Linked DNA regions of Homo sapiens: region 1 is linked to region 2. A link is an interaction called in ENCODE POLR2A ChIA-PET data of the cell type or tissue named here. Cell type or tissue: GM12878. All regions are shown on one strand. Each heading gives the region's core, and the rest is flanking DNA. Links, peaks and the distances in the headings are about the cores only. Region 1 has its middle 240 kb from the start of NR2F1-AS1. Region 2 overlaps MCTP1 (multiple C2 and transmembrane domain containing 1).

What was found. Peaks named below come from ENCODE experiments on the same cell type or tissue, not always from the same donor. Only the 100,000 strongest peaks of a DNase experiment are listed, where the experiment ranks them.
Region 1: POLR2A ChIA-PET joins it to region 2 with 5 read pairs; 1 of 35 experiments calls an interaction of 5 or more read pairs at or near these places.

What each region holds. Positions count from the first base shown.
Region 1 is chr5:93,335,098-93,351,338 of GRCh38, reverse strand. No RefSeq gene overlaps it. Among named protein-coding and RNA genes, the nearest start is that of NR2F1-AS1, 240 kb to the left of the region's middle. In GM12878, for the core only: no CTCF peak of the experiment used is centred there; DNase peaks (open chromatin) are centred at 7,648 and 8,618; H3K4me3 peaks cover 793 bases; H3K27ac peaks cover 606 bases.
Region 2 is chr5:94,892,560-94,908,800 of GRCh38, reverse strand. It overlaps MCTP1 (multiple C2 and transmembrane domain containing 1), which reads left to right. Exons shown (of 23, transcript NM_024717.7): 11 at 13,966-14,152. Among named protein-coding and RNA genes, the nearest start is that of MCTP1-AS1, 78 kb to the left of the region's middle. In GM12878, for the core only: no CTCF peak of the experiment used is centred there; a DNase peak (open chromatin) is centred at 6,970.

The DNA of each region.
Region 1 (16,241 bases), core at 3,762-11,761, 1.6 Mb after region 2:
CTCTGCCGTAGGTTTATCAAATGTATTTCAACTAAATGTGACACTGTTTATGAAAGGAGTTATGTGTCTATGTTTCTCCTCCCATTTTATTTTCAGAGATTGGCAAATATCGGGGAGATTTTGTGTCCCTTTTAGATTGGAATCTTTGGCCACTGCCCAGAGAGCTCGTCTCTTTAGCAGAGTTAGCTATCGGTGCTATATTCCCTTCTCACAGATGAGATCAGAGAGCATCAACAAGATGGGGGTGCCTTGTGTTTCTCTGGGTTTTCCCTGGTTCTCCCTTCAAAATTTAGCGAAATAGAGGATTTTAGCCATTTAAGAGGAGGTCTTAGACTCTGAGCCTTAATAGCTCTTATGGTCACATACTAATATAGCCTTTATATCCCCTGATTAGTTCCTGGATTGTTCTTATTAGTGAACTTTCTGGCAGCTAATAAAAATTAGGATATTCTTTCTGATGCTATGATTAATTTTAAAATTATTTTTTTTTTGTAAGCACTCAATCTCAGCCAGTTCTCTCTCCTCCGTTTCTCTAGATCAATGTCTACAGATTCATCTGGGTTTCTCAAAGAGCTGTGAGTGAAGCAATTGCAGAAACACTGTAACTGAAGCAGTTGTCAAGTACTGGGAACCCAGTTGTTCTAACTGGCAGATCTCATTCAGGGTGACAGGCTCGGACTCTGCAGAAGCCAGTTATGTCCAAACATTTTCAAGGTTTAGGGCGTCAGTGTTTGCTCAGTGTTTCCCCTCTTTGTCCCAATTCTGTTCTTTCTAATCTCTCTTCGTCTTGTCCTAGAGGATATTCTCCAGCTTCAATTTTCTAAACCATTGGAAACACCGTTTTAACATGCCGGCACTAAGAGCTTTACCTTTCTTAACCATTTTCCTCACCTATAAGATAAGAACTGTGAAGACTTCTATGTTACAGGATAGGATATTGAAATATGGAGAGGCTAAGAAACTTGTCCAAGATTATGTAACAGGTAAAGCCAGGATTCAAAACTGCCATTATCTCCATTCTGTAACTTTGGAAAGCTATAGCTACTTGAATGTAAGTAACCTGCCTTAGGCTGCACCGGTAGTAGGTAGCAGAACTGGGGTTCAAGTTCAAGTCGCTAATTCCAGACCTCCTGCTCTTTTTGTCCACCATGCTTAATGTGCAATATGGCCACCTTACAGGGATGTGGGCTCCTTGTGTATTACCTGTGATTCTCCTGGAAGCCTCCCCGTGCCCCACCCCCAGGTAGGAAAAACTGATTGAATCTCAGCAGAGCAGAAAGGCAGCTGTTGCACATATGCTGCACCATAAGGTGCTATGGAAGTATTACCTATATTTCATATCCTTGTTCAAATCTCCACTCTCCCATTCACCTGCCAGCATAAGGACTGTGGTTTTCTTTTGCAGGAGGATAACCTGAAATGCTGCTTTTAGATCAGAAAGCTAAGAGGTTCATACATCCTGCCTGGATGAGAATGTTTTTCAGCCTCAGAGCCTATAAAAATATTGTGGCATGAATGGTACAGCTGAAACAACAGAATGCTGGGAAAATGAGTCTGCAAAATGTACTTGAAATATTAGTCATCAACACGGTATAAAACACCCTTTTTACCATAAAGGGAAGACTGTGCCTGAGAGCTAAGTACACTTTCGCCTGCAGGAGCAGGTGGGGAGCGTAGGTTTATGTTCTACAAACTCTTAACTACCCAAACCCATCTACTAATATGAAGATTAAAGGGTGGGAATATATCTCATTCCTCTGGACTTTCCTAACTTTTCTTCAGAGGTGATAGAAAACATATGTGTCTTCATATTATAAAGACATTGGAATACATATATATATTCCTATATATATAGTTTTATATATATATACACACAATTTAAACAACTAATATAAATATATTTTATATAAACCTATACTGCATATTTTATATTTGTAACCCTGTTGTTCAAAAGTTTGTTTGTGAATTAACCTGGAAACAAAAGGTTTTCTGACTACTCTTTGTTTCAATAAAAACATTGAAACTAAAAGTGTAAATGAAAGGAGAAATACGAAATGATATTAAAATGTGCTAAGGGCATTACTTTGGCTGTCTTCTGGAGAGGTGAATGTGAGGGGCGGGGGATGTGGCTTTCATTAAAAATGATTAAAAATCTTTAAAAAAATCCCCTTCAGAGTTTCTGCAGAATTTTAGCCCAAATTGCCAAAGATTTTTGTTATTAAGGTGACTTTTCATCCTAATCTGTTCAGGTGATGGCTTTAAAATCTCCATCTGCATTTTTGTCAGGAGAGTTCATTTTTTATAAATGCATTCTGATACTTGGCGAACTGTTCCCCTCTTGGGTTTCAGGGTGGGCGGTGTCACCGCCTCAGTGCCAGGGCGGATGAGCTGTGGGGCCACGAGAACCTTTCTGGCCAATGCCTCAGCAAATGCCTGTCCCCTGTGCAGCTCCCAGCAGGGGTGCAGGGGGCCTAGTCAGCTGATGTCTACAGCAGCCTTGAACCCTTTTTACAATAATGGATTCAGAGAGCTTGAGTGAGCCGACAGCGCTGGATTTCCAAACGCATTCTAAACACAGGGGATTGATCCTCTGCTTTAATTAGCAGCCTCATCGATCCTCGCACTTCCCTACGTGTCTCTGCCGTGGTGGGTGCATGCCTCATCTAAATAAATGGCTCCTTTGCAAGTCACTTGTCAGCACAGGGCATTTCCCGGATGCTGGCAGTTTGGCCATTCGTCAAGGCGCCAGCATTTGGTGACTGCTGGTAATGGATTTTCAGGTTTGTTTTACGAAGAGTTTCATGCAAATACTTTGAAGAACTTTGGCAGCACTTGAGTGAACACAACTCAGCGTGGGACATGAACCTCGGAGCAGCGGACGGTGCGCCGTGCCAGCAGCCTGTTCACGCGCTCCTGGGGTTGGTGGTTCCTGAAATTCCAAGAGAGCTGGTCGGCCTGAAGGAGCAAGAAGTCGGCTGTTGTCACCAGGGCAGGGCTGGCTCCCACAGGTATTCTGGCCATGCGGGCTTGGCACTAATTCAGGAGTCTGTGGCTGAGTCCTGTTGGAGTTGCAGAGTGAAGGATACTTGCACAGAACTCTTAGAGGTTCTGGGGCCAAAAGATTTCCATCTCTGAGAAGTTTTTCAGGATTTTGACCTAAGACTTATGTGCTAAAAGTCAGCGCCGGGGCATTGTCTCTGGTGCATCTTGATGCAAGCCTGGTTGAGTGGAGTGAGCACCGGACTAGGAGTCCTCAGGAGAAAGGAGTCTGGTGCTCGCTCTGCTTCTACCTGACCGCGTGACCTTGGCCACGTCCCTCTCTTGGTAGCTACAATGTGCAGCAGGTGGACGGAAACTTCTTGGAGTAGCCAGTTTGGGGAACTGGAAGTGGAGTTGAGGGGTGAGGCAGATTTGTCCACAGGCAGCAGCACACCGTCCGAAGCACCATTAGCCACGGTCTCCCCGCACTGCAGCCATCACAGGGAGGGACCTGCAGCAGCATGGCAGGCAGGAGACAGACACCTTATGGAGTGTGACAAATGAAAAATTTTAAAACGACATTTACTTTTACAAGTCAGACATTTAAGTGGATCCTTTTTATGGAACATTTTCAATTTTTATGTCACCTAAGAGACTTCAGCATTTCTCTCAATTCTTCTTCACATTAAAAATGAATTATAGTCTCATCCATTTTCAAAAAGAATTTGGGGGAATTTGTAAAACAGACAAAGACCACATGGGCCCTGAGACAGTCCAGTAGCTGGAGCTAGTTTCTCCCTTTAATTGATACACTGGTACTGGTGACTGAGGAAAAGAAATAAAATGTCAACCTTTTAGTGTGAACCTAGTGCTTGGGACCATTAGTAAATATTTTTACTGTCCCTCCCACCATTTAGTGTGCTTCTCAATGTTTGTTTGGGGAAAGTCACGTGGACAGGAATGAGGAAACAGTGGCTTCCTCGGGGCCAACACCCTGAGTCTAGAGTGCCCAGGCAGCTGCCTGATGCATCCCAGGACTCACAGCCACCATTTCATGAGGGCTTTGTGCCAGGCACGGTGTCTGTTCTCATTCATTTAACTCTCACACAGCCTTATGAGAAAAGCCATCCCATTATTGGGTATATGCCCAAAGGATTATAAATCATGCTGCTATAAAGACACATCATACACACGTATGTTTATTGCAGCACTATTCACAATAGCAGAGACTTGGAACCAACCCAAATGTCCATCAGTGATAGACTGGATTAAGAAAATGTGGCACATATACACCATGGAATACTATGCAGCCATAAAAAAGGATGAGTTCATGTCCTTTGTAGGGACATGCATGAAGCTGGAAACCATCATTCTCAGCAAACTATAGAAAGGACAGAAAACCAAACACTGCATGTTCTCACTCTAGGTGGGAACTGAACAATGAGAACACTTGGACACAGGGTGGGGAACATCACACACAAGGGCCTGCTGTGGGGTCAGGAGAAGGGGGAGGGATAGCATTAGGAGATATACCTAATGTAAAAGATGAGTTAATGGGTGCAGCACACCAACATGGCACATGTATACATATGTAACAAACCTGCACGTTGTGCACATGTACCTTAGAACTTAAAGTATAATAAACAAACAAACAAACAAACAAACACACGAAAAAGAAAAGCATTGTTTTGTCATCTGGATTTTTCACATGAGGTATCAGGCTCTAACACGTTAAACAACTCGCCCTGCACACAGCTCAAAACCCAGGGTTCTGGTCCAGAGTCCTTGCTAGAGACTGGTCTTCTATCCTGTTTCCTCATGGCACTGGGCTGGCCCCTGACCTTTCTGTCTGGTTTTTATTATGTAGGTTCATGACTAACATCTCAGCAGACTCTGTAAACTATGCTACTACATGTAAGTTTCTTGACAACAGAATCCAGGCTCAGTTTCGTATTTAAGAGTTATTAATGTTATATTATATCAGTGTTATATTAATGTTATATTTGCTGGGTGACTGAATTGAATCGAATGATTAGGCCTCTGTGCATTCTGCACTTCAGAGAAGAATGAAAAAATGCCAGCTTTCTTTCATGGTCTGCAGCACCGGTCGGGCAATGCCATTCTCCCTTGCCCAGTCAGAGAACATCAGATTCCAGAATTTTGCCATCATGTGATTCATCCAGCCAATAGCAATGGACAGAATAAGGAAAAAAGCCATTGTTCTAGATTTATCTGGATTGAGATATAGTTACTTGTGGCTCCTGCAATAAATGCTTAAACTAGTTCTGGAGTTTTTCCCCTAGTACTGTCAGCCATCTTACACATGGCCATAAACAAACCAGAAAGTGGCCGGGCACAGTGGCTCATGCCTGTAATCCCAGCACTTTGGGAGACCGAGGGGGGTGGATCATGAGGTCAGGAGATCGAGACCATCCTGGCTAACATGGTGAAACCCTGTCTCTACTAAAAATACAAAAAATTAGCCGGGAGTGGTGGCGGGCACCTGTAGTCCCAGCTACTCGGGAGGCTGAGGCAGGAGAATGGCACAAACCCAGGAGGCGGAGGTTGCAGTGAGCCGAGATAGCGCCACTGCACTCCAGCCTGGGTGACAGAGCAAGACTTCGTCTCAAAAAAAAACAAAACAAAACAAAACCAGAAAGCACCAGGAAGACGGAAACAGGCTTGTGAGGGGCCTGGAAACTAGATTTTGTGAAGAATGGGGGAAGGGACTGGGAACATTTACCTTAGCAAGAGAAGCTTTCATCTGCATGAGTCATATTATAATTCATGTGGTCTTTTATGAATGAGTAAATTAATTTGTGTAATATTTCAGCTCACAAAGTTCATTTTCTCAGTATTCCCTGGCACGCTGAAATATAGGACAAAACATCCTCACCACAGTTATTTTAAGAAGTTATAAAGCAAGGCTGGGTGCGGTGGCTCACGCCTGTAATCCCAGCACTTTGGGAGGCTAAGGTGGGCGGATCACAAGGTCAGGAGATCGAAACCATCCTGGCTAACACGGTGAAACACCGTCTGTACTAAAAATACAAAAAATTAGCTGGGCGTGGTGGTGGGCGCCTGTAGTCCCAGGTACTCGGGAGGCTGAGGCAGGAGAATGGTGTGAACCCAGGAGGTGGAGCTTGCACTGAGCCGAGATCACGCCACTGCACTCCTGCCTGGGCGACAGAGTGAGACTCCATCTCAAAAAAAAAAAAAAAAAAAAAAGAAGTTAGAAAGCAAATACTGTATAACCTGTATCAGTTCTCTAGAACACAGTCAGGAATTTGATTCTCGTATTCACAGTTATTTTCCCAGCATTTAGAGCTGCATCAGGCATTGTTTAGGTGCTGGAAAATATTTGTTGAATGACTATAAATAAATGAAATGTGTGGATTGCTTAAAAACACTGTGAGTTCCTGAGAGAGATCTCGTTGCCTTCACTATTGATGGTTTATTCTAGCAGTTTAATTTTTTTTTAAAAAAGTGATGTTAAAAAAATAAAATCTTCGACAAAACTTGAATATACAGCTAAAAATATTTAAATTAATGTTTTCCTTATTTTACAGCTAGTCAATGATAACAATAAAGCTGTTATGTGACAAATCAAAAATCTGAAAGCCAGGACTCTGAGTGACAGTGGCAGCCGTATAGCAAAATCCAATTTATTTCTGCCTTTTTATTTTGCTTGCTCCATACTGTATCAAGAAAATATTGGTTTACACAGAAGTGGTTTGTTTTGCAATCTCAGAATACTCTTCAATGAAACTGACTGGGGAGCTTAAGAGAACTAATAGAAAATATTTGTTTCCAAGTTATATCATTAATAGTACAATATCTATTTGCTCACAAACATCATCATCCATTTGTCAGTTCCGAAGTGCTGCAAGCTTTACACAGTGGTAACAGTATTTACAAAAGGGATCCAAGCTAGGCATTCATTTGTTACTGACCACTAATTAGTCAACACATGCCAAGAAGAAGGGTGAAGGAGGGTGCCCTTCAGGTTTACCTGATCCTTGCCTAGATCCCTGCTATGGAGTGAACTTGGATGTCTGCACAAACACATTCTCCCAGGCTTGCAGAACCTTGGAATTCCAAAGAACATTGTTGGTAGGAGGGAAGGAGGTAGGTAGGAGAAAGAAAGCTTCATTAGTCCTTATAAATGGGACTTTGTCTGAATTAGGCATTTGTTCACTTGTATATTCCCAAGTGTCTGTTGAGTGTCTACCGTAAAGAAAGGGCTCCTCTTTAAGGGGCTTAAAATCCAGCTGTATATATAAAACTTATGTTAGGGAAAATGGAGCAGCCAATACAAATAGGATAATGTAGTTCAAATGACTTTGAAGGAATACAAAGAGAGTAATTGGTGTGGGGTGGAGATGGTTAGTGAAGGTTTCTCTACTTGCCAGTTCTTAGAATTGTTTTAAAATAGGAATATTCTTGGCACTCTTCACGTGGCTGTACATACATACACATCATGCAGAGTCACTGTTTTTCATGAAGGATTTAGTTATACAAACTCTGAGAAGTCAAGAGCAACGTCAAAGAAGAACATTCTTTGACTCAGATCTTTTGGGTTGGCTTTAACCGCATGTCATCCATTAATGACTGGCTCAACTTACTCTGGGTCAAAGTGAAAACATATATTAGCTCAATTGGTCTTTAAAATGTTTCACACATCATGAGTACTTTGAGTGATGGGGCACACTTTCTTCTACCCAGTAACTATAGGCTTATTTGAATTTGAATTTACTGACAAGTAAATATGTAAGTTGAATAGCTGGAGTTAAGGAAGCTCACAACCCCTCAATGGCAATGTTGATTTTTTTCTCCTCCCAGTGGTTTGAGAATATGGAGGGAACCTGAGAAATAAGGAAGAAAAAGCAATTTGAAATAAAATAAAATGTTTATAGACTTAAGACCATGAATAAACACCCATTTCATTTGCAGATACTATCACTTTTACACAGGAAAGAAAACTCTGTGATATTCTTCCCTCCTTCTCTTTCAGGCTATGACTGTATCATCATTGTTCAAATTATCATGACTTCCAGAAGGTAGAAAAGAATTAACAATCACTTAATTATTAATCACCTGTAATTGGAACTGAAGACTATAAAATGTAAAGGATGAGAAGCGAGCAGATTAGTGGAATGGGAAAGGAAGTAGGGCTGGGATAACTGCTTTGGGGTTAACTCTTTGGTAAAGCAACTCCTCTCACCTGACTTCCTGGCTGTCTCTCTGCCATGTGGCTTCCCGGGTGTACTCCTGCGGAAAGGAGGAGAGATGTGTAAGGCAAACTTGGTCATGGGGGTGCCAGGAACGGGGAGCTGTACTTTCCTGGTCTAGCTGGAGGCCCAAATCAAACAGCAGGTAAAAGGTCAAGTAAGGTCAATACCAACCAGCCCAGAGAGGCAGCAGCTGCTCTTTTGCCTCGAGTGCTTTTCAATTTGGAAGAACCGAGAAGAGCAGTTTCTCTCTGAATCACTGCTTTCCCAGGCTTATGAATTTCAGAACCTCTTGTACTTTCTGTTGCTTTCCCAACACGGACTTGTTTCAGGCTTCCCTGCACACAGATTGCAGTGATGTGGGCAAACAATTTTGACAAGATATGCAGCTTTGAGAAAACGCACTCTAGGCTTAAAAGGACATGCACTGTTGTTGGCCTCTTTGTAGGGGAGGTGGTGGGAGCTAGGTCTTAAGCACCTGAGAGGGACACCCAGGTCTGGAGTGCCTCCTACGCAGTGGGGCCATGCAGTCAGCATCCTCAGCTGAGCTCAGCTCAGAATTGAAACCAACAGACAGTTATTTTCTGTCTGGACTTTAGAAGAAAGAAAAAAATTGCATATTTCATCCAAGGATTTTTACTCATACTTCTTATATCTGAGTTCGAAAATATTTATTGACTCTATTTTTTATTTTTTAATTTTTATTTTTAGATTCAGGGTCTCAGTCTGCCACCCTAGCTGGAGTGCAGTGGTGTGATCATCGCTCACTGAAGCCTGGAACTCCTGGGCTCAAGTTTCCTCCTGCATCAGCCTAAGTAGCTGGGACTACAGGTGTGCATCACCACCGTGCCTGGCCTGAAAATATTTATTGAAAACCACCTTGTGTACAGAGTGCTGTGGAAGGATGAAGAAGACATTGGAGATCTTCATTCTGTTGTTGAGGAACTACCATCTAAATTGGAGCTGAAAGCCTGTGAAAATTGATGTAAATGCTTATGAAATAGCGGAGAAAGGACAAATGAGCACTTCGACAAAGAAAGGGGAGGGACAGGATATTTTGTGTTTCTTCCCACTCTGACAGTGGCTGCCAGAGGCTGCCTTTCTGCAGCAAACTTCCCATGTTTTCTTTTTATAAGGTTTTTGGCCACCTATTAATTTTCTTCAGCCTTCTCTGGTTGATCTTGTTCTGATTTAGTTTCCTTTTGGGCAAGGATGTGGGTCTAATCATTAACTCAGCCTACAGGCTTGTTGCCTTCAAAGAGTAACTCCTTCAATCCAGGGGGCTGCGGTGGGGAAACAAATATCCAACACTTTTAAAGGAAAGCCAAAAAAAAAAAAAAAAGAATTTAAATTTTGCTCTTTGAAAATAAGAGAAGGGGCCGGGCGCGGTGGCTCACGCCTGTAATCCCAGCACTTTGGGAGGCCGAGGCGGGTGGATCATGAGGTCAGGAGATCGAGACCATCCTGGCTAACAAGGTGAAACCCCGTCTCTACTAAAAATACAAAAAATTAGCCGGGCGCGGTGGCGGGCGCCTGTAGTCCCAGCTACTCGGGAGGCTGAGGCAGGAGAATGGCGTGAACCCGGGAGGCGGAGCTTGCAGTGAGCCGAGATTGCGCCACTGCAGTCCGCAGTCCGGCCTGGGCGACAGAGCGAGACTCCGTCTCAAAAAAAAAAAAAAAAAAAGAAAATAAGAGAAGGATAAAATACTCTATTGTCTGCTTTTAAAATTAAGGGCTCTCCTTTATAACTGGATGCAGCACTTTACTCAATACATATGACTAGCGATAGAATAAATTTCAAGACCATATTTTGGCCAGTGAAAGGAAAGATGCTGTAGAGGAAATGTTTAGATGGGGAAATAAAGAGCTCAGAAAAGAGGCAGATTCAACCTTGATATTTTCCAAATTCCTGAAAAACAAATTCTGCAAGGGTTCGTATGTAGTTCCCGGGCAGCACAGAGTGGTGGAAACACCATGTGCATTGGGGCCAGGGAGGCAGGCATGGAGCCTCGGGGTGTTCTGGGTAATTTTCAGCAGTGGCTTCTGCTTTCAGCCCCGATTGCTTCATGGGGTTATCAACCAGTAATGAGAAAAATGTGCATGAAATATCTGGCACAGGCAGACCTTAAATAAATGTTAAAAACAAAGTCTCGTTTGCTTTATTTTGGTGTCCATAGGCATGCAGAAGGTGAAAATGCAAGCCCTTAGATAGGAGTTTGCTTTCTTGTGGTAACATCTCCATTGAAAATAATCTTGTCGTTTAAACAACCATTGGCACTCATTCTTGAGCCTTGGAATGATGCCAGCCTGGGGAGAGCCTCTCCTGGGCTCCCATAGGCTGTTGTGTGTATTTGTGTGAGGGTGCAAGGAGCTGTGTGGCTTGGGAGCTAGGCTCTCAGGGGCATGTTGTTAAGCTAGATAACTTTCCTTGCTGGGTAAAGCTAGTAACCTTTTTTAGTTTTGATTTTATCTGTAAAATGGAGATAATAGCACTAGCTTTGGAGAGGTAGTGTTGATGTGTATTAAGTGATACACAAGAAGACTGTGCTCAGTAAGTGGTATCCACCACTGTGTTGTCACAGGGAGCCCATTCTTCCACTCAGTGTCCTCCGTGGGCATCTCCAATGATATGGGAGCTGGCTGCCCTACGAGGGAGAAAATTTCATTTTCTGGGTAACTTTTACTGTAGGAAATTTCCTTCTTGTTTTCACATCATGTAATGTGAGCGTGATGGAGAAGGAGAGGAAACTAGGAGAGCTGGGACTCAAATTGGGGAAGAAGTATCTCAGCTCTGGGGCTGGTTCCCAATAAAGGATGAATAGCAGGCAAATGCACATTATTCAGTGGTATGAGGCTGTGCTTGATACCCTAGATGCTCTGATGGTGGGAGGGTGATCTATGGTAGTGAGAAGATTCCAGCCAATGCTGATACTTGCACTCAGGTGGGTCAGCCTCCATGTGGTTTTCTTTAGTTGCATTTAGTCTATTTTAGGATACTAAAGAGCATTGGATTTATTCATCTTGACAATATTCTTAAAACAATGTTCTGTTCTTCAGCTCGTTTTGCTCTTCCTTTTATGTTTTTCGTGCATGATCCCTCTGATATTCAAGGTCACACCAGTTTACTGGGCTGTGGTTGGATTTAGGTATTCCCTTATTTCCCCTCATGCCCTGCCCCTACTTCAACATGTCAGCTATTGTTCTCTTGATCAGCATCTTAACCTTTTTGAGTCTGATTTTTGTCCCTTATCATGAATCATCATACACCAGGGTTCAGACAAACGTCCTACTCGTTTTGGACTGAAGATCTACAGACTCCCAGAGCGCAATGGACTTCAAAGCCTAGGTACATGTTTGGCCTCATTTTGTAGTTAAGAACCTAAGGCCTATGTTGAAGCAGCCTTGCATCCCAGGGATGAAGCCCACTTGATCATGGTGGATAAGCTTTTTGATGTGCTGCTGGATTCAGTTTGTCAGTAGTTTATTGAGGATTTTCGCATCGATGTTCATCAGGGATATTGGTCTAAAATTCTCTTTTTTTGTTGTGTCTCTGCCAGGCTTTGGTATCAGGATGATGCTGGCCTCATAAAATGAGTTAGGGAGGATTCCCTCTTTTTCTATTGATTGGAACACTTTCAGAAGGAATGGTACCAGCTCCTCTTTGTAGCTCTGGTAGAATTCGGCTGTGAATCTGTCTGGTCCAGGACTTTTTTTGGTTGGTAAGCTATTAACTATTGCCTCAATTTCAGAGCCTGTTATTGGTCTATTCAGAGATTCAACTTCTTCCTGGTTTAGTCTTTGGAGGTAAAGAACAGATGCTTCTCAAAAGAAGACGTTTATGAAGCCAACAGACATGTGAAAAAATGCTCATCATCACTCGCCATCAGAGGAATGCAAATCAAAACCACAATGAGACACCATCTCACACCAGTTAGAATGGCGATCATTAAAAAGTCAGGAAACAACAGGTGCTGGAGAGGATGTGGAGAAATAGGAACACTTTTACACTGTTTGTGGGACTGTAAACTAGTTCAGCCATTGTGGAAGACAGTGTGGTGATTCCTCAAGGATCTAGAACTAGAAATACCATTTGACCCAGCCATCCCATTACTGGGGATATACCCAAAGGATTATAAATCATGCTACTATAAAGACACATGCACACGTATGTTTATAGTGGCACTATTCACAATAGCAAAGACTTGGAACTAACCCAAGTATCCATCAATGATGGACGGGATTAAGAAAATGTGGCATATATACACCATGGAATACTATGCAGCCATAAAAAAGGATGAGTTCATGTCCTTTGTAGGGACATGGATGAAGCTGGAAACCATCATTCTCAGCAAACTATCGCAAGGACAAAAAACTAAACACTGCATGTTCTCACTCATAGTTGGGAATTGAAAAATGAGAACACTTGGACACAGGGCGGGGAACATCACACACTGGGGCCTGTTGTGGGGTTGGGGGAGGTGGGGGGATAGCATTAGGAGATATGCTTAATGTAAATGACGAGTTAATGGGTGCAGCACACCAACATGGCACATGTATACATATGTAACAAACCTGCACGTTGTGCACATGTACCCTAGAACTTAAAGTATAAAAAAGAAAAAAAAGAACCTAAGGCCAGTGTGGTTTAGTGAGTTGCTGGAGGCCATTGTTCGCTTCTGCTAGACCCCTTTTCTTCCATAGCATGAGTTCTGACTGGGAAGTTCTGAATGGGAAACTGCCATTTCCTCCTAGTCCCTTCAGGTGTCCACCAAGGATGCTGGCATCATCAGGCATACCTGCATTCTCTGTTTCCTTTGACTGCATTGTCTGCTTCTTAAAGATTTAACACACTTAGATGGGGTCCAGCAGTGCTGGCAGCTTCTCACCTACATGTAGCAAGAGAGTGTCCTGCCGTACATGCTATTTCCTCTTCAGAAGGCCTGGAATCATCATCTAGTGGAAAATATCATACTTGCAGACATTTCTTTCTTTCTTTTTTCGAGACAGAGTCTCGCTCTGTCACCCAGGCTGGAGGGCCGTGGTGTGATCTCGGCTCACTGCAACCTCTGCCTCCCAGATTCAAGTGATTCTCCTGCCTCAGCCTCCTGAGTAGCTGGGATTACAGGCACGTGCCACCAACGCCTGGCTAATTTTTGTATTTTTAGTAGAGATGGGGTCTCACCATGTTGGCCAGGCTGGTCTCAACTCCTGACCTCAAGTGATCCACCTGCCTTGGCCTTCTAAAGTGCTGGGATTACAGGCATGGGCCACAACGCCCGGCTGCAGACATTCTTTCATCTCTCTCTCTTTTTTTTTTTTCCCTATTTGCCAGTCACTTGGTATCAATTTGTTCTTCCTCAGAATCTTTTTCCTTTTGGCCTGTTTTCTGAGGTATATTTTTCTCCAGAGTACCTTCATCATCTCTAGTAAACTAAAGGTAGAGAGACATGTTTTAAACTCCATCATTTTATTTTATAGATATTTAGGACCTACGTGTCCTTGGTAGTCAACTTCATCTGTGAGCCTCAGTGGACCCAACTGGAAAATGAGAATATTACTTATCTCTTAGGATGTTGTGAAGATTAAAGGCACTCACTTGGTCTCTTTAGGTATAAAAATAACCTCACCCTCAAGTAGGTGATAAAAGAATCAATGAGAATGGATGAGATCTCAGAGACAGAACAGGTAGGAAGAGAAGTTGTGCAAGGATTGAACTTCAGAGAATGTTTGCTTTTATTGGATAGGAGAAAAAGTCCAGGCAGGCTGGAGCAATTTCCGAGTCAGGAAGGTGACTAATTATGGAGTGTTAGGAAGACACAGGTAGGCTGGTGTTTGGATATCTGTAGGAATGACAGTGCAGACCACTACAAGCAAAATAACAAACCCTGGGCAACTCAATATGTATAGTAATAAGAAACTTAGTACTTCAGGTAATTTTGCTAAATCTTAGGAATGGTGTGTGACGCAGTGTTGGCTGTTACCTAAATCCTGTCTTCTCTTCTTCCAGTACACATGGCTGCCTAGCTAGAGACTATGTTTCTCTGTCTCTCTTACAGCTGGGTGTGTCCATGTGATGAAGTCTTGAATATAAAGGGAGGTGATTTGTGCAACCACTGCCTCATTTACTGAAAAAGAAATTGTTCACTATAAACTTCCTCTGTTTATTATTCCTGTGGGGTGGAAACAGATTTGGAGGCAACCCCACTGTAACCAAGCAGATGAGGACAATGATGATGTAGCAACATCAGCTTGGCATGAGTCTGGGCTGATGAGTGGTATCGTGATCAGAATTTTCCTATCAGCTGAGATTGGGTGCACTGTTTTGTCAGAGAGATCTAAACTTCTATCTTAGGAAAAAACCTCTTACATTTGCTTTGTCTTTACGCTAATGAGTACAGTGGGATTTTAGGTATTATCTATTGGGAGAGTCACTAGTTTCCAGGTAGCTTCTGAAAATGGGAGGCACGGGTACTGAGCTCTTGCTCTTCCTGAAGATCCTCTTCTCTGGTTTTCAGACTTTCATGATACCCCCAACTTCTCATGTGAGTCAGCATCATGTCATGATGCTGAGGTTCCCATGGGGCAGCTCAATGGCAAAAGTGTTGCAGTGGCAGGGAGGATGCCTCTCCTCATGAGCACATATTTCTGTGCTAATTGTTAATGATTAAGAGGGTTGCCAGAGTCAGGTGTCCCATGAGATGTACATTGCTTTCCAGGGAGCATCACAGCTGATGTTGTGAAAATAATGCTAGGTAATTGTTTACTGCTTGTGGTAGGCAGAATAATGGCTCCCCAAAGATGTCCATGTCCTAACCCAAGGACCTGCATGTTAGGTTACATGGCTGCTATGGTCTGAATGCTGGTGCCTCTTCAAAATTCATATGTTGAAACCTAACTTCTAAGGTGATGGTATTGAGGGTGGGGGACATTAGACAGATGATTAGGTAATAAGAACTCCACCCTCATGAATGGGACTAATACCCTTATAAAAGAGGCTTGAAGGGGCCTGTTTACCCCTTCCATCATGTGAGATCATATGAGGTCACATCGAAAGTGCCATCTATGAGAAACCAGCCCTCAGCAGACACTGAAGCTGCTGGGGCCTTGACCTTGGACTTTCCAGCCTCCAGAACTATGAACAATAAATTTCTTATTGTTTATAAATTACAGGTCTAAGGTTTCTTGTAATAGCAGCCTGAAATGGCTAAGACAATGGCAAAGCGGAGTTAGAATTTCAGATGGAATTAATGTTGCTAACCAGCTACCTCAGATGGAAAGATTATCCTGTGTTATTCTAGGTGGGCCACTGTCATTACATATATTCTTAAAAGTGCAAGTGGGGGTTGGAAGAAAGAACCAGAGAAATGGCAGCATGAGAAGAACTCGGCCTGACATTCCTGGCTTTGAAGATGGAGAAGGGGGATCATGAACCAAAGACAGCGTGGGTGGCTTCTAGGAGCTGGAAAAGGCAAGGAAACAAATTCTCCTCTGCAGCCTCTAGAAGGAACACAGCCCTACTGGCACATTGATTTTTAACCCAGTGAATCTCATTTTGAACTTCTGCCTTCCGGAAACATAACATAATAAATCTGTGTTGTTTTAAGACACTACATTTGTGGTAACTTGTTATAGCAGCCATAGAAAACAAATACACTGTCTTAATAATTAGCAGAGGTGATTATCAATGTTCAGAGACATAGTTCTCAGATCCAAATCTCCTTAGGGATAGATAATTTTCCAACAATAGGTTCTGGGAACAAATCAGAACATGACCACAAGAACAAACAGGTAGTGATAGCTAGAAACCCAAAGCGACAGCATTACAGCTCTGATCATGTTGTTACAATTAAAGATGTTTCCCTGATCCCAACTTTTTCCTTTTTTATCCTCCTGTATAGTTGTTCTCTATTTTAAAAATAAATCACAAGCCCTCCAAAAAATGGTGTGACCTTTGTGTATACCCATTTATAAAAGCATCGTGGGGGTAAGAATCACTAAAATATTAAGGCAAAGAAAAATCAGAATGTTTTT
Region 2 (16,241 bases), core at 3,879-11,878:
CCAAGTATTAGTGTAGGAAGCATGTAAGTGAGGCAGATCCATGTTAATCTGATAGCACAGTAAAGAAAGGAGTATTCTGAGGCTTACATGACATTTTTCACAAAGTTAAGGTTATTTTGAGTGACTACTTGAATCATATGTTTTCTTAATTTAAAGCCTATGTTTATATTTTTTGATAGTTATATATGTGTCTTTGTAGCAAAACACATTGAAACCTGCCAATATTGAAATAAAGTGTGGTGTACTGAAGAATTTGTTAATTTTTTAAATTAAAAAAAAATTCTTTCCTCACTGTAGCTTACATGAAATTCCAAGTCTTTAAACATACAGCTTGAAGAAAATTTATACATACTAAGAGTAAAATAAATTATACTCCAGAAAAGTAAGAACAGGAATCCAATCCAACATATTTATCTCTTGATTTTTTTTATGATGCAGTTATATATATATCATTTTCTTCATAGGATTATATAGTGAGAGGTCAAAGATGAGCTTCAGGTAGCCTTTACTATTTTACTTGTAAAGTGAGCTTGGAAAACACCACCGTAATCTAATACTACATTACATTTCAAGCCTTTTTAAAGCACAGGCCTTTATTGCACATTTTTTCCCTTAATTAAAACACTATTTTCAGAGTTTTCCTAAAGTTTTATCTTGTTCTCTTTGGGATATACCACATCTGTTAATACATTAAATGCATTTCATTATAATTATATATCTAAGATTCTGTCTCCCTCAATAGGCTATGAGCTCTTTCGAGAAGGTGCTAAGTAGCTATTCCTCGAATGATTAGTTCATTTTCTTTGGTTATAATAATATTAGTTATATTTGGTGACCACAAGATAATCAGAATGATGGGCATGTGTAACTTGCTACTTCAACCTTATTTCTTTGTATTCAAACTCTCTTATCTTGGTAAAATAATGGAGATTATGCTGTAAATATTCTGGCTACCTGTATTTCTAGGTATACATTACATTCCTTCATATCCCTTCTTCTCTCTATTTTTTTTTTCGTATAATGACAGATGTTCTTTTATATTTTTTTCCTTTGGTAAGAATTTTCCAATTTAAAAACTGTGAAAATTTCTCAGGCCAATTGGGACTGATCATTTTCTTTTCCTCACTTAATAACATTATGAGTTCTTCAAGGGCAGACATGGTTGACAGAAAGGTGGACCTAACTATCTCACTTCACTTTGTTTCTAAAGGGTTTTCATATTTTGGCTAATTTTTGAGAAAACAGTACAAATTGCTGGGTAGAAGATCATAGGGATTATTCCAGGTATCTGTGGAAGCTTGAAAAAGAGAAGTCTATTTTCGGTCATATACCAAACTTAATTGCCTATGAGAGCAATTTAAGCCCAAAAGTTTTAGAGTGAAATGAGCACAGGTATAGACAAGACAGCTCTGGAGTAGTGGTTTATACTGGTTTACACAATGAAAGGAATGAGTGTTAGATTTTGAGATACTGAAAGATGGACAATAGAAACATGCTGCACACTCCTAAATTAGCAAGGTTGCCTTTTGCAGAAAAGGGAAATAACTATGATGCATCATCATTTCAAATCTTTTTGATATCCAGATGGCACTGAAAATTCCAGGTCTCTAACTTGACGCTTGTTAAATTGCTCTTTAAAAGCATCTTGCCGCTGAAAAGCAACATGTTATTATACCTAAGTATCAGGCAAGTTGTGTTTCTTTATTTATTTGAAGCTTGCATGGAAACAGTGGAGATAATACAGATTATAATAGAATTACTTAATTCCTAGAATAGTTTCAAAGACAATTGACTTACTTTCCAATTAAATTTGAGTATTCAGGGTGAAGTAACAGTAATAAAACTGTCATCATAATCATCTGTCCTTTTTTGCAAGCTCTCACTGCAACATTCTGTGTCTGTTAATTTTGAAAGTAGAGACTATTCTAGGAATTTGCTGGAGGCTTGTGAGTAAGTTTAAAGTTGGCCATGGAGGGTAATACTATTCCTTCAATGGCTAGTAACATTTTTTAAGGGTACTGTCTGAGCTGAGTCCCAAATTTGAGAACATTTGTATGGATTACATTATCTATATAGACTAGTTTATTATGCTATGGTTTATAATTGTCTATTTTACTTTCCATTTTTGGTCATATATAATGATTTTTTAAAATATATTTTGTAAATGCAAACTCAATAACAGAGTTTGTTTCATTATATTTAATAAAAATAAGACTGGCTATGAATGAAAGAGCCACTTGCAAATCTGGAGTGTCAAAGAGTTAAAACTATTTTAGTACTGAACATTACCCACTTCCATTCTTGTTTTTGTTTTTGAGACAGGGTCTCGATCTGTCGCCCAGGCTGGAGTGCAGTGGTGCGACCTCGGCTCACTGCAACCTCCACCTCCTGGGCTCAAGCGATCCTCCCACCTCAGCCTCCTGAGTAGCTGGGACCACAAGCATGCACCACCATGCCCGGCTAATTTTTGTATTTTTGGTAGAGGCAGCGTTTTGCCATGCTGCCAAGGCTGTTCTTGAAGACCTGAGCTCAAGCAATCCACCATCCTCGGCCTCCCAAAGTGCTGGGATTAACAGGTGTGAGCCACTGCGCCCAGCCCCCACTTCCATTCTTACTTGAACTAATATAGTCAGGCATTTGCCCCCAACAAGCCACCAAAACTACTCCTGTCAATGTCCCCCAAGCCCACCACATTGTTCAATTCAATGACCAGTTTTCAACCTTCGTCTAACCTGACCCAGCAGCAGTACTGGATTTAGCTGACCCCTTCCTTACCTTAAAACACATTTTTCGCTTGCCTTCCAGGACACCGCATGCTCCTTGTTTTTTTCTTACCTCACTGCATGCTCTTTCTTGTCTCCTTTGCAGGTTTTTCCTCATCCCCTCATGTTGTAGTTCTGGAAAGCCTCGGAGCTCACTCTTTGGGCATCTTCTTCATCTATACTGGCTCCCATGGTGACTTCATTGATTCACAAGAGTCCAGCTCCACTCCATAACTCTTCTCTGCATTCCAGATTCCTATATTGCACTGCCTACTTGATATCACTATTTGAAAGTCTAATAGATTTCTCCAATTTAGAATGTGCAAAGCTAAACTTCTAACCTTCAGTCCCACACATCTGCTCCTCCTTCAGCCTTCTCTTGTTTGTTGCTAACACCAAAAATCGTGGAACCATGTTTGATTCCTTTCTTTCTCTCACTCTCATCAAATCAATCAGCAACCTGATAATTTTTCTTCAAAACATATTGAGGATTCTCGACCGCTCATCATCTCTATCATTATCATTGTGGTCAAAGCCACCATCAGCTTTCATATGGACAGTAGCAACAGCCTCCTGTTCTTCCTTCCACACCTCCCCTCCCACAACAGTCTGTTTCCAATTAGCAGCCAGAGTAATATTTTTAAAACAAAAATAAAGTAACTTAACTCCTCTGTTCCAAATCCTTTAATTGTTTTGCATCATAATCTAGGGACAGCCACAGTCCCTTCAGTGGCCTATAAGACTTTGCACAATCTGGCCTTGTTGCTTGTCTACTATGAACTTCTGCTATTCTGCCTATCCCCGTCCTTCATTCACTTTCAGCCAGCTGGCCTCTTTGCTGTTCCTCAAGGCATACCAGACACCCTCCCACCTCAGGACCTTTCCCTCTATCTAACTTTCTTCAGGGATCCACTCACCTGCCTTGCTTCTTCATCTTCTTTAGATCTGTGCACCAATGTCTCATCAGGGAGGCGTCCATACCAAGCCTATTTAAAATTGAACCTGCTTTTCTTGGCATTCCATTCCTCTATTCTGCTCTGTTTTTCTCCATTAAAGCAACCACCATATGGCAAACTATGCATCTTATTTATGTTATCATTTATTTTCCCTCATTAGAATGTAAGCTCCACGAGGGCAGGGATTTTTTGAGTGTTTTGTTCACTGCAACATACTCCATACCTAAACAAGTATCTGGCACCAAGCACTCAGTAAATATTTCCTGGGTTTGAATATAAATCCCTGAAGCTTGATTTAACACTGGAAATTATGGCTCTTTGTCAGACAAATGCTGATCTGACACCAGGCATTAATGGAAAGGCAATTAGAACAACATGACTTAGTTGAAGGTAAGAAAGTTTCAGTGTAACTGTGGAAAGGTAATTGAATATAATGCAAAAGAGAAGAATGAATTAGTTAAAGTATAAAAGTGTCTGAATAATCTTTATACTTCAGTAATAATAAATGGCCATATTTGGGGGAAAAGTAGGCTATACATTTACCAAGACACTTACTATAACTTTTCATCATCATGATATCTACGGAGCTGTCTGGTTGTAAAACTTTACACAAAAGTAAATTTACCATAAATGGAAAGAAACAATAATAATAATGCTTTACAACCTGCAGGGCCCTATTATACACATTAGCTTTACACTCTGGGGTAGCAGGGGTGGTTCATATTATACCAATTTTGCAGATGCAAATAGTGAGGCTGAGGGCAGTTAAGAGGTTGCTCAGCCAGTGGAGTGATTGATCTGAGGCTCAAATCCAGATCAATCTAAAGTCCATGCTTATTTCATCACACTCTTGTATTCAGCATGTTGTCCTGGAGCCATGGAGTGCTCAGTAAAATGCCAAGTACTCGGTAAACTAACTTAGGTGATGCACACCATATTGCAAGTTTGAACAACAAATTTTACCTGTCACTGAACTACAAATTTCAAGTGAAGGTGAAATAATGTTAATCTGCATGTAATTATTTAACTTTCTGATCACCTGCATTTTGGCAGGCAAGACGGACTGCCCCCTTTACGATAATCAGCTAATAAATCCCCATGATTGTTACACTTTTATGCAGAGCAGTAATCTGAACAAATTGGCTGCTGACAGCTGTGGTAAATTGCCAAGAATGAGTGCTGTCAGGGAACAAGTTGTTTTTATGAATGTGCAGAATAAGTAAATCCTGTGTCATGCAATTTTATTCAGTTGGAGTTATTTGCAATCCAATATAGCAAGATTTACAGCATTATTTATTAGTGTGCCAAATGCTTGTTTATCTTTAAAGTGGCGTTGATTTGGGGTACATATATTTTAGGTTGGTGAATTGCTACTGACTTCGTTGCATTGTTCTCAGGGCCTAGGCATTTGGTGCTACCCATGACAACTAAATGCTACCAATGTACGCTTGAGTCAAGGGCTTAATTTTAACGAAATTCTTATTAATGGTATATGATAAGAAAAATATATTCTGAATTGGTAAGTTCTGGGTGAAGAACAAATGCTTTCAAAATCTACAGCCATAAAAATAAATCTATGGCTCTCTCTAATGCTGAAGAGAAGAGAATGTGAACTGTTTAGATGAACACAAATGTGTGTTCAAGTTTCATGTGGCAAATGAGGAAAATAGCCTTTGACTTTGGATAAAAACCAAACTAATGTTTTCTTAATGTTGAAAGTCAATACATTTGAGCATTTGACACTCCATAGATTCTGATTTGGAATGTTTTTTATCTGTGACACCAAAACTACAATGCTTCCTTTACTTTCTACATAAATAAGAGCAGGAGAAATCCTACTGCATTATTAATCTGAAAGCACAAGGACAGCTAGTCAGAAAATTCTAAACTGAAGAGAGTTTAAAAAAAACATTGTATTTTACTATTTTTTTTTACTAATGATTGAGTGAAATAGTTCATTAGGGAGATAGGCAATATTTAAATAAAGAATGGAGTTTGTCGTTGATTTTCGTCTTGGTTTTTCATAAACTCAACCTAAACAAAATATATTAGGATTTTAATCCCTTTTCTTTCATGAGTTACTGTTTGTTCTTCTGAAGATTTTCTCAGAAAGGCTGTACTCATTGTAATATTTTAAAAATAATTGGCAAAGTTCTCAAAGACAGTTACCATACACTGCTGTATGTATAGTGTGTAGTTTACCTTCAAGTCAATGAATAGGGAATTATAGAAGTTTGCAGAAGTATACCCAGGTAAATCAATCTCCCCAGAGAGAGTTGAACAGTGACAACTTCTAACAACAGAAAGGCAATAACAGCATTTAGCATTTTGTGATGTCAGAGATAGAGTAAAAACTTCTGCATAGTCATGGAACTTGAAAACACTTCAGCAGCTACATATTGAATCTTTTTAATGCAAACATTTCAAAGAGTCATATATTATATCAATTTATAATATAAGATGTTATATTATGCAAATGTAAAGTAGTTCTCATATATTAAGAAATCTCAAAAAGCTTCATACATGTATTATTCAATTTGCTAAAAATTATGTAAAATTGTGCTTTTTAAAACCCCCTCTCATAGAGGCATGTCTTCCCATTCTGAGTGTTTTATGTTTCAATGTTCTGCCAATCATGATGGCTTCAAAATCTCATTAGTTAGTACTTTAAGGCATAATATATACTTAGAAGTATATATTAAAGAGAGCAGATATAAATTTCCTCTTGATAATTTTGGATTGTTTTGGCAGATCTCTTGCCGGATCTGATTCTAGTACCACTGCTTTGTGAGCTATATCGTGGCTGACATAGAGCTCAAGTAGGGTAGAAGTGTCGGCTCGGCAGATTCTTGTTTATCATTGCTGTTCACTTGTGCTTGTTCAATTAGTGTTATCTTCTATCCACAGTTCCTTTGGTGGGATCTTTTAAAGCCAATTGTCCATTTTGTGAGGATTAGTTTAGTTAAAAATTAGATTATATAATCTCTAAATCCACTTAATAGGGCATGTATGAACTGCAATTCAGGAAAGGCGAGTGAGCCCCAAAGGGTGCCACTGTTGACCCCTTCGTGTTAGCCATGAAGCTCCTATGCCTCCCTCAAAATACTTGAGGCCTATGTGATGTATGAGCCACCTGTGTTCATGTATTAGAGACTGATGAGGCTTCATTTCTGTCTTATTTTTACGTTAAAAAATAATTGCAAATAGTTCTAACATGTACTTTCTGTACCCCCACGGGACTCATACGAACACACCCAGGGTGCTAATCACAAGACTGTTTCATCTAGAAAGGAATGTTATGAGTCACTGGTTCAGAGACAGCAGATGGAAAGGCAGGGGAGAAAAACGGTGATCAGAACACTGAGATTTTTCTCCTTGAACTTTTAGAGGATAACATCACCCCATAAAGATGATGAATATTCCTTTCACATGATTAAATAGTTCAAATGTATATAGTTTTTTTTTTTTAATGCAGAGAACTTCAAGCTCTGATATGGAAGTCAGGAAACATGGTTCAAGTTCTTGCCATCACTTAATTTTTCTAAGTCTTATTTTTCTCACTCTCTGAGGTACCATCCCAGACAGTGGGAGTGAGAGAGAAAGAACATGAGTCAGGGAATACTAGGAAGCATTTGTAGAATGAGGGAAAGTAACTCTAAAATTGATTTGGTTTGTCTCTGTGTCCCCACCCAAATCTCATCTTGAACTGTAGCTCCCATAATTTCCATTGTGTGGGAGGGACCCGGGTGGAAGGTGATTGAATCATGGGGTGGGTCTTTCCCATGGTGTGCTTGTGATAGTGAATTAGACTCATGAGATCTGATGGTTTTATAAAGGGGAGTTCCCCTGAACATGCCCTCTTGCCTGCCACCTTAGAAGGCATAACTTTGCTCCTCATTCGCCTTCTGCCATGATTGTGAGGCCTCCCCAGCCGTGTGGAACTGTGAGTCAATTAAACCTGTTTCCTATATAAATTACCCAGTGTTGGGTGTGTCTTTATTAGCAGCGTCAGAACAGACTAATACAAAAATCTGTTTTAGATTTGAGTCTGTTCTTGTTATTCTGTTGATTCATTAATTGATGAGTTGAATTTGATGCAGATCACTTGAATTTTCAAATATCAAATTAAGGCAAATGTGATAGTATAACTAGATAATACATTTACATAGCACTTTCAACTTTTCAAAGTACTTTTTCATCCATGATTCCTGTGTTCTTACAATTCTCTGCAAAGAGAAGGCATTTTTTTAAAAATTTCCATTCAATAAATGAGGAAAGCTGAAGTACAAAGAGTTTAAGTGACTTTCTTAATATCACAATACTAATGAATAATCAGGATTTATTAAAATTTCTGTTTTCTGAACCCCCAGCCATGGACTCTGATGCCAAATAACTTTCTTCAAAGTAACACAGAATCTGTGCTCATTCTGAAGTAAGGATCTGAGAAACCTGAAGGTTTAGAAGGGGCTGAATCTCCAAATCTAAAAGGACCTGAGACATAAGCACTTAATGAATAGTTAATGAAAGAATTAATTAATGAGTGAGTGAAATGAGTATTGGGGAGAAGTCAAACCACTTTCTAGGAGACAATATAGAAGTGGTAGAATGAGCACATTACACACTAGCACTGGCTCTGCCACTGTCAAGCATTGTCACCAAGGATAAATTATTGAGCCTCCATTTCCTTGTCCATAGTACTTTAATACTTACAGTGCACCAGCTATGTTCCAGTTGGTGTGCCACGTGCTGAGAATAAGATATTGTTCCTGCCCTTGAGGCATTTCAGGATATTAAGAAAGACAGCTGCAAGTTATTTCAATGAGAATTGGTAAAAAATTAGCCATGCAAAAATGAGATACATCATCTCAGGCTGAGGGCATGCCTTGTCCAAACATAAAGAAACAGGTGCGTTCTAGCATGGATGTTGGGAGGATTATAAGGCTTCTGGAATGATAAGTTGTAAGTGAGAATGCATCAGCAAGTGACACATAAGCTGATGGTAAGTCATGGAGGGTACTGTTGACTAGCTAAGGATATCTCGTAAATAGTGCAAAGCCAGGGAGGGACATGGTCAAGTTTGTGTTGTAGACATCCATACAGAGAGGGTTGGACTGTAGCAATGGTTTTTGCCTTAAGCCAGTTTCTCAAGAAAAATGGAGCACGAGGCAATGATTGAGTGCTGGTGCTTTATTAGGAGGTACCATCCCAGACAGTGAGAGTGAGAAAGAAAGAACATGAGGCAGGGAATACTAGGAAGAAATGCAAGGAAATATATTCATGGATTGGTCACTGTTTCTGGTATTTCAGAGATATAGCTGGTTGCTTAGCAGGTGCATCCATATGGCCACATGTGCACAGGCCATATGGAGAATTATGTTTTGGAACAGTTTGTGAAAGGGAAGAGGTGTGGGACATTGTCTTCCCATCTCCTATTACATTGATCACAGTTCACCCTACAAGGAGATAACTTCTGCATTGTTTCATGCAGCTTCCTTGGCAGTTGATCTGGGAGCCAGATACAATCTTCACAGTGTGGCTTCCTATCGAAGTGCAGAAGTGGCTTTAGAAGCCAGAAACTCAAAAGTATATGGCGGCTAGGCCTGGATGCACCTTGGCAGAAATGGGGAGTGCCTAGCTCATTTGGGACAGTGAAAGATCAGCCAGCCCTAGGTGGGAGACCCATGAGGACCCAAGCACAGTCAGTTGGTCATGGGTTTGGGATGAAGAGCAGCCCTTTGGGGAGGCATAGCCAAAGGAGCAGCTGAGGCAAAGCGAACAGCTGAGGACTCAGGAGACCATGGCTCCAGGAGAGCCTAGGGAGCTATATAAGCTGTGTCATGTAAGTTTTCAAACCACACATATAGAACCATCAGTATAAAACAGATGTCAGGAGAGCTGCTCTGTGAACCAAAGAGGATAGTCAGTCTATACCCCTTTTTCTCACACTGCCACCCATAGTGGCACACCCTACTGCTCTTTGCAATACAATTTGAAATTAGATGAGATGAGATGCCTTCTTACACCAACATTCAAGTTTTTTTAGCAATACATCTGAGGAATACTATTTCATTGCCTATAAGATAATTTTGTTCTCTTAGCTTTTTGATTTGTGGAATTGCAAAGAAAGGAAGATGCAGCAAATGTAAACATACAGTTACAACAAATTGTGGAATTTGAGGGTTTGAGAATTTAAAGTTCATCTGCAGATGAGAAAACTGAAATCCAAGAGGATAAGTTATCTTGAAAGAGGTCACATGACTAATTAATGTAAGACTGAGGTCTAGAACCAAGGGAATCTGACTCCCAAACCCGGGACTTTTCTCTGTGTATGTATCTGTGAACATATTTTTGGAATTCATAAATTTGTTTTGATGCTTTTTAAATTTTGCATTTTTATCTTGGTAACAATATAAAACCATTACTGTATACCTATCCTGAACCACCTGGATGACCACTTCTTACTTCTATATTCAAACAGTAGTGAAACCTCCCTTTGTTCAGGACATAACAGTACAGGTGAGCCAAATATAGAAGAATCTACCCCATAGCAGTTAGTACTGTATTCACATTGCACCAGACTATGTTGGAAGAGTTCCATCCTTGAACATATTTGTTCAAAAGTTATGAGGGGGTAGCAAATGCTTTTTCCTCAGCCAACGCCAGCAACAATATGATTTGATACCCATCAGTAAAGCTTTAAGTTTATCCTCAAGCCAACAAGAAAACTTTGCTTAGTTACAGGTGACACTTCATTTAAAATGGCATCTTACTCTCGAGTAGAATATTTAGATAAATAAGAGATCCAAATAACCTTAACTAGCACAAAGAACCTTGAAGTCATTAAATACTTTCTTGGCTGATATATTTATGAAAATGGGCATTCTCTACATTGGAATTATTAAAGTCAAAATTCTGAAACACTGAATATAGCACAGGACCTGAGATAAACTATTTCTATGAGTACACCCAATACTGAAATTTTAATTGTTACAGAAAAGCATAATATTCCCTATACATTTATATTGTTAATTTAAATTTATTAGTTTCATAGTTTCAAAATTCAATTTATAAATTTTTCTTAATCATCTTATAAGAACAATAACTTACAGCCTTCTTCTCTGGTTTATATATATTTTTAAAGCATAAAAATAACATATTTTCATACTTGGAAACTGAGATAATTCTTTCTGTTAAAAATAAGTCCAGGCACAAAGAGGGGAACGACACTGGGGCCTCCTTGAGGGCAGAGTTTGGGAGGAGGGAGAAGATCAGAAAAAGTAACTATTGAGTACTAGGCTTAGCACCTGGGTTACAAAATAATCTGTACAACAAGACCCTGTGACAGGAGAGTTTATGTATATTACAAACCTGCACATGTGCCCACCAAAACCTAAAATAAAAGTTTGGGGGAAAAAGTCGGCTGGGTGCAGTGGCTCATGCCTGTAATCCCAGCACTTTGGGAGGCCAAGGTGGGCGGATCATTTGAGGTCAGGAGTTTGAGACTAGCATGGTCAACATGGTGAAACCCTATCTCTACTAAAAATATGAAAAAAGAAAAATCCACTGAGCATGGTGGTGGGCACCTGTAATCCCAGTTATTTGGGAGGCTGAGGCACGAGAATTGCTTGAACCCAGGAGACAGAGGTTACGGTGAGTTGAGATCGCGCCACTGCACTCCAGCCTGGGCGATAGTATGAGACTCTGTCTCAAAAAGTCCAGGGCTGGGTGTGGTGGCTTGTTCAGCACTTTAGAATGCCGAGCCAGGTGGATTGCTTGAGCCCAGGAGTTCAAGAGCAGCCTGGGCAACATGACAAAACCCCATCTCTACAAAAAATACAAAAAAAAAAAAAAAATTAGCCAGGCCTGGTGGCACGCACCCGTAGTCCCAGCTACCTGGAGGCTGAAGTGGGAAGAATCACCCAAGCTTGTGAGGTCAATGCTGCAGTGAGCCATGATCATGATCGCACCACTGCACTCCAGCCTAGGCAACAGAGTAAGACCTGGTCTCGAAAAAATTAAAATTTAAAAAAAAGTCCAGATATTACCCACTTTGAGAAGCACTGCTAACAGTGCTTCTTCCTGGGATGCATGGTTACTTAAAGATAGAGTGGTGGAGAAAAGCCTAGATCCTGGATTCCAGAGTCCCAGGTTCAGGTGGGCTCTGCTAATAACTAACTGTATGTCTCCCCTCCATCATGTACCCTCCCTGGCCCTCAGTTTTCTCATTGGTAAATTAAGGAGACTGCAAGAATCACAAATCCTTCTGCCTACTAGAGCAAGGTAGTGTAATTAAGTGAAATAGGCCAGTATGGGGAACAGTAACTAATTCAGAGGACATTTACCCTGTATTTAAAAATATTTATATTCAAAACTTTTTTAGCACAAGCAAAACAACAAATCTGTGAATCAGATTCCATCTGAAAATTGCCAGCTTGCAAAGCCTAATTTATATAATCTTGAGAGCAGTTTCCCCACCTGTAAAGCATTAAATGCAATGACTAATATAAATTAAGAGGAACCAGCATCTATATGATCAGTACAAAGTGGTAATGGGCATAGAAGAAAATCCTTCAGAAGACATCAATGCGTTTTAGTGCTGCAGCATTATATAAAAAAGGAAGGGACCGGGAAATGCATGATCAAAGTGAGTGGGAAAAAAAAGAAAAAAAAAAGTGAGTGAAAGACTTTTCTTGGTTCCAACTGTACCCAACCAAAAATATTGTCTGAATTATAGTCTCTCGTCAATTCTCTAGTATTATACTCCCTATCCAAGCCAGAGTTATTTGCATTCAACAAACTATGGGCCCAGCAGTGTGTCAGGTGCTGGAAAGATCTCTAAAGATAATACCTTTTTTTTCATTAGAGAATATGTTTGAATGGTTGTTTTCCACTGTGAAAATTTTTAACCTCAGTTTGTTCCAGGTATTATTGATAAGAACTTAATTCCAATTAAAATTTAAATATGAGATAAGGGATGTGATATGTTTTTTCACCCTTCAGAGTTTGAGGAGACAGCATGAGAGTACCTTGGAATGCAGTTATTTGACATACATTCTAACTTCAGGAAGATGTTTTCCAGACTTGTACAGACTGTAATCTCTCAATTTCTCAGGAGTTAGCATTTAAGTACACACGGACTTTCTGCTACTGACCAGGGCATTGCTTATTGTTTTCCTTTCTTACATCAATATTCCTCTTCCTCCCATTCGTGTCTAGTCCCAGACATCCCTCATATTAACCAGTAGGCAAAAATAAAAGGCCTATTGAAATATTGGACTTCAGTTCAATATCTGCAATCACTCTTGCTAAAGAGATGTTTGAACTCAACTACAAGCTTTGAAACACTGTCCATAGGAGTTTAGTTTAAAAGCAAAACCATAAATACCAAATAGAGTGAGGAATAAGAAAGAGCAAGAATTTAATCTGTCTCTGACCACGCAGTTTATGGTAGGTTACCACATTTATTCTTATAATTGGCTATTTCCTATTTTAAATGCCTTTCACTCATGCCTGCCACCTTTCTCTCCGTTTATTAGCCTTGTGGTCACCATATTACCTTTCTCTTCAAAATCAACTGACATTTTTATGAAAAGCGTTTTCAGGGTATTAGCTCTGAGAGAGTGGCATACAGAGCAGGCACTGCCACATTAGAAATCCCCTCTTAGCACAACTCAGGTGCCTAACACTTGAGCTATTATGTTTTCAGGAGATTTATATGTTTTTATTTCGGTTTATACAGAGTACTATGAATATATTGGCATGGTTTTAAAAAATGTAAAATGTATGGCATCACAATGGTACATATTCTATTCACTGCTTAATAACATTTACGAATGAGGGGAAAACATCCATTTTTTAAAGGTAACACAAAAATTCAGAATTTTGGTAGTTGGTCTCTCTAGATGGCACACATCATTTTTTCTATAAGCAAAGCCCCAGTGACCTAATTCCTTAGGCCACCTAGAGATAGGAAGTCCTTACCACTTTATGAATACCGTGACAGTGGGTAATAATAGAATTTCAGATTAACATATTTTTTTGTATCTTACAGGAAATAAACAGTTACAGACCCTACGATAATGAGGGTCTGAATTTTGTGAAGAAAGTCAGCTGACTTGAAAGATGTATTCTTCCAATGGTCCAAATAATATTTCTATTGATTTATGTTTCATAGAACTCTGAACAGCTGTTTGATATGGCAAAAAAAAAAAAAAAGCCACTTGCTGATTCAAAACATTTGTCTCTAGGTGCCAGGTCGACCTGTCAGCCCTCAGTAGGGAACAGACGCACAAGCTGGAGTTGCAGCTGGAAGAGGGTGAGGGACACCTGGTGCTGCTGGTCACTCTGACAGCATCAGCCACAGTCAGCATCTCTGACCTGTCTGTCAACTCCCTGGAGGACCAGAAGGAACGAGAGGAGATATTAAAGAGATATGTACGTATGTAACCCTCCTCCTTCCAGAGACACATGTGACTAGATCAGGTTGTAAACAATTTACCTGGAGGGACAGAAGTACTTCTGAGAAGTTGTCTGGTGGAAGAATTGGCACAAGTAAAAAGCTGAGTGAAAACAAATGCCACACAGACCTTTGCCGAAGTATTTGCATTACCCACCCATGTCTAGAGACTTGATCTTCTCTAGATTCTCTTCCAGAGCAAATTCTGGATTCTGAGATTCTACTCAGTGATTTTATCATGCAGGGATGCTACCCATATAGGAAGGCCAGGTTTATACAATGTGACTTTAAAATTAATTTATTGATTCTTTGTAGCTGCAATTAAAATGTCTTTGTCTTTCCAAGTTTGCGATGGAGTTAATGGTACTTACGTTAATTAGTACGCTGGTAACTAAAGAGTATCCACAGGAATGATTTTTATTTTCAGCTGCTCAGGAAAGCCTCACTTCATTCCTTTAATTTTTTTAATTGAATGTGAAATAGAATTAAAGGAAGTCTTCTGCTTTTTGATCGAATGTGGAACGATAGTATGGAATAGTGAATCACTAAAATGACTACCCTCTTCAAATTTTACCTAACTGAAATATTCACAACCAAATCTTACTATTTCCCAGCATCCTCCCGCTGGACATTTCCCACCATGTAGTTTTCTTGAATCAACAGAGAGGGGAGCTCTTACTCCACCATTCTCTCTCAATGAAGGTTTGAAAAAGTAAATGCCTTAGTACCCATGAAGCTGGGAAAAAAGCTTTTCCACTTAAAATGACAAAGCTTGTATTGTACAGTGCCGCCAGGTGTTTAGAAGGCTCCTCTAGACACTCAGCCATGAAACCAAGCTCTAACAAAGAACCACTTTTTTTTTAGACTTTAAAATATTCCTATTTGCTGACTGACATCCTTTCAATAACTGAATTTAATAAAGATGTACCTTATCAGTCTGTGCAGATAACATGAAGTGCTGGTACTAATGCTCTACAATATTCTTCAAACAGATTAGCAGGATGTGCGCTTCAGCAAATTTATTCTGGCTATCTCCACTGAATCAGCTGTCTGCTAATGCTTGTACAACTCATCCACCAATGGTGTTATCATAAACAGTTTAATAGAGGTGACTTAGCAAGGCTAAATAGTATATATTTTTAAACCACCTAAGAGCCTAAGATATTGTGTGACATCTTCTAATATATAATTGCAGTTATGAAGATTATTTTACACTGTGGTATCCACCAAAATATATTCTTCTGTTACCAGAAGTGAGCCTCATGAATTACAACAATTTTAATGGAATTAATCAGTATATTAATATAAAAATTCTTCTAGGCATTATACTATAGTTGATGGATTAATATTTTGATATTATCCCGTATATTAAGGGATACTGCTGCCTAAGTAATTAGAAGTAATCCACCTATTATTAATTTTTTTTCTTTTTGCTGGATGGCTGAATGGCAATTGGCCATTTCCATTCAGAATTTGAATATTTGTTTCCATGTCTTTTTTCAATAAAATGTAAAATATTATGCGGATGTTTGACTTAATTCTCAGATTGTATTCTGCTCAATATATTCAAAAATGAACTATGTTTAAATATACTTTTTTTCAGCCTTGAATTTCAGGCAGAGGCCTATACCTCCCTCTAGAGACATACCTGCTACGAAACCACTATATGCAACATAGCACATCTGTTATATTTACTCATATCCATAAAAGGACAAAGACCTATGGATTAGGATTTCAGTGTGTTTCCCTTTTATTATAAGGATCATGAAATGAATGAATGAATGCCATATCATTTCTGAAATATCATTTGTTTTGGAGAAACATATAATGGAGGTTGTTTGGAGAATTATTTCTATATTTTCCTGCAAGAACATGTGTATTTTTAAAAGTTGAGGTCAAATTTAGGAATTTGACATTGGTCACTGTCAGGGAAGCAAATAAATTGCCCCCACTCTGATATGAAACAGCCCTAAAAAAAGCCCTCCATTGCTGTTGTTTAGCTGTTCATTGCTAAGGATTGAAGCCCCACAAATTAAACAAACATCGCTCTGTGAGCCATTTTTTGAT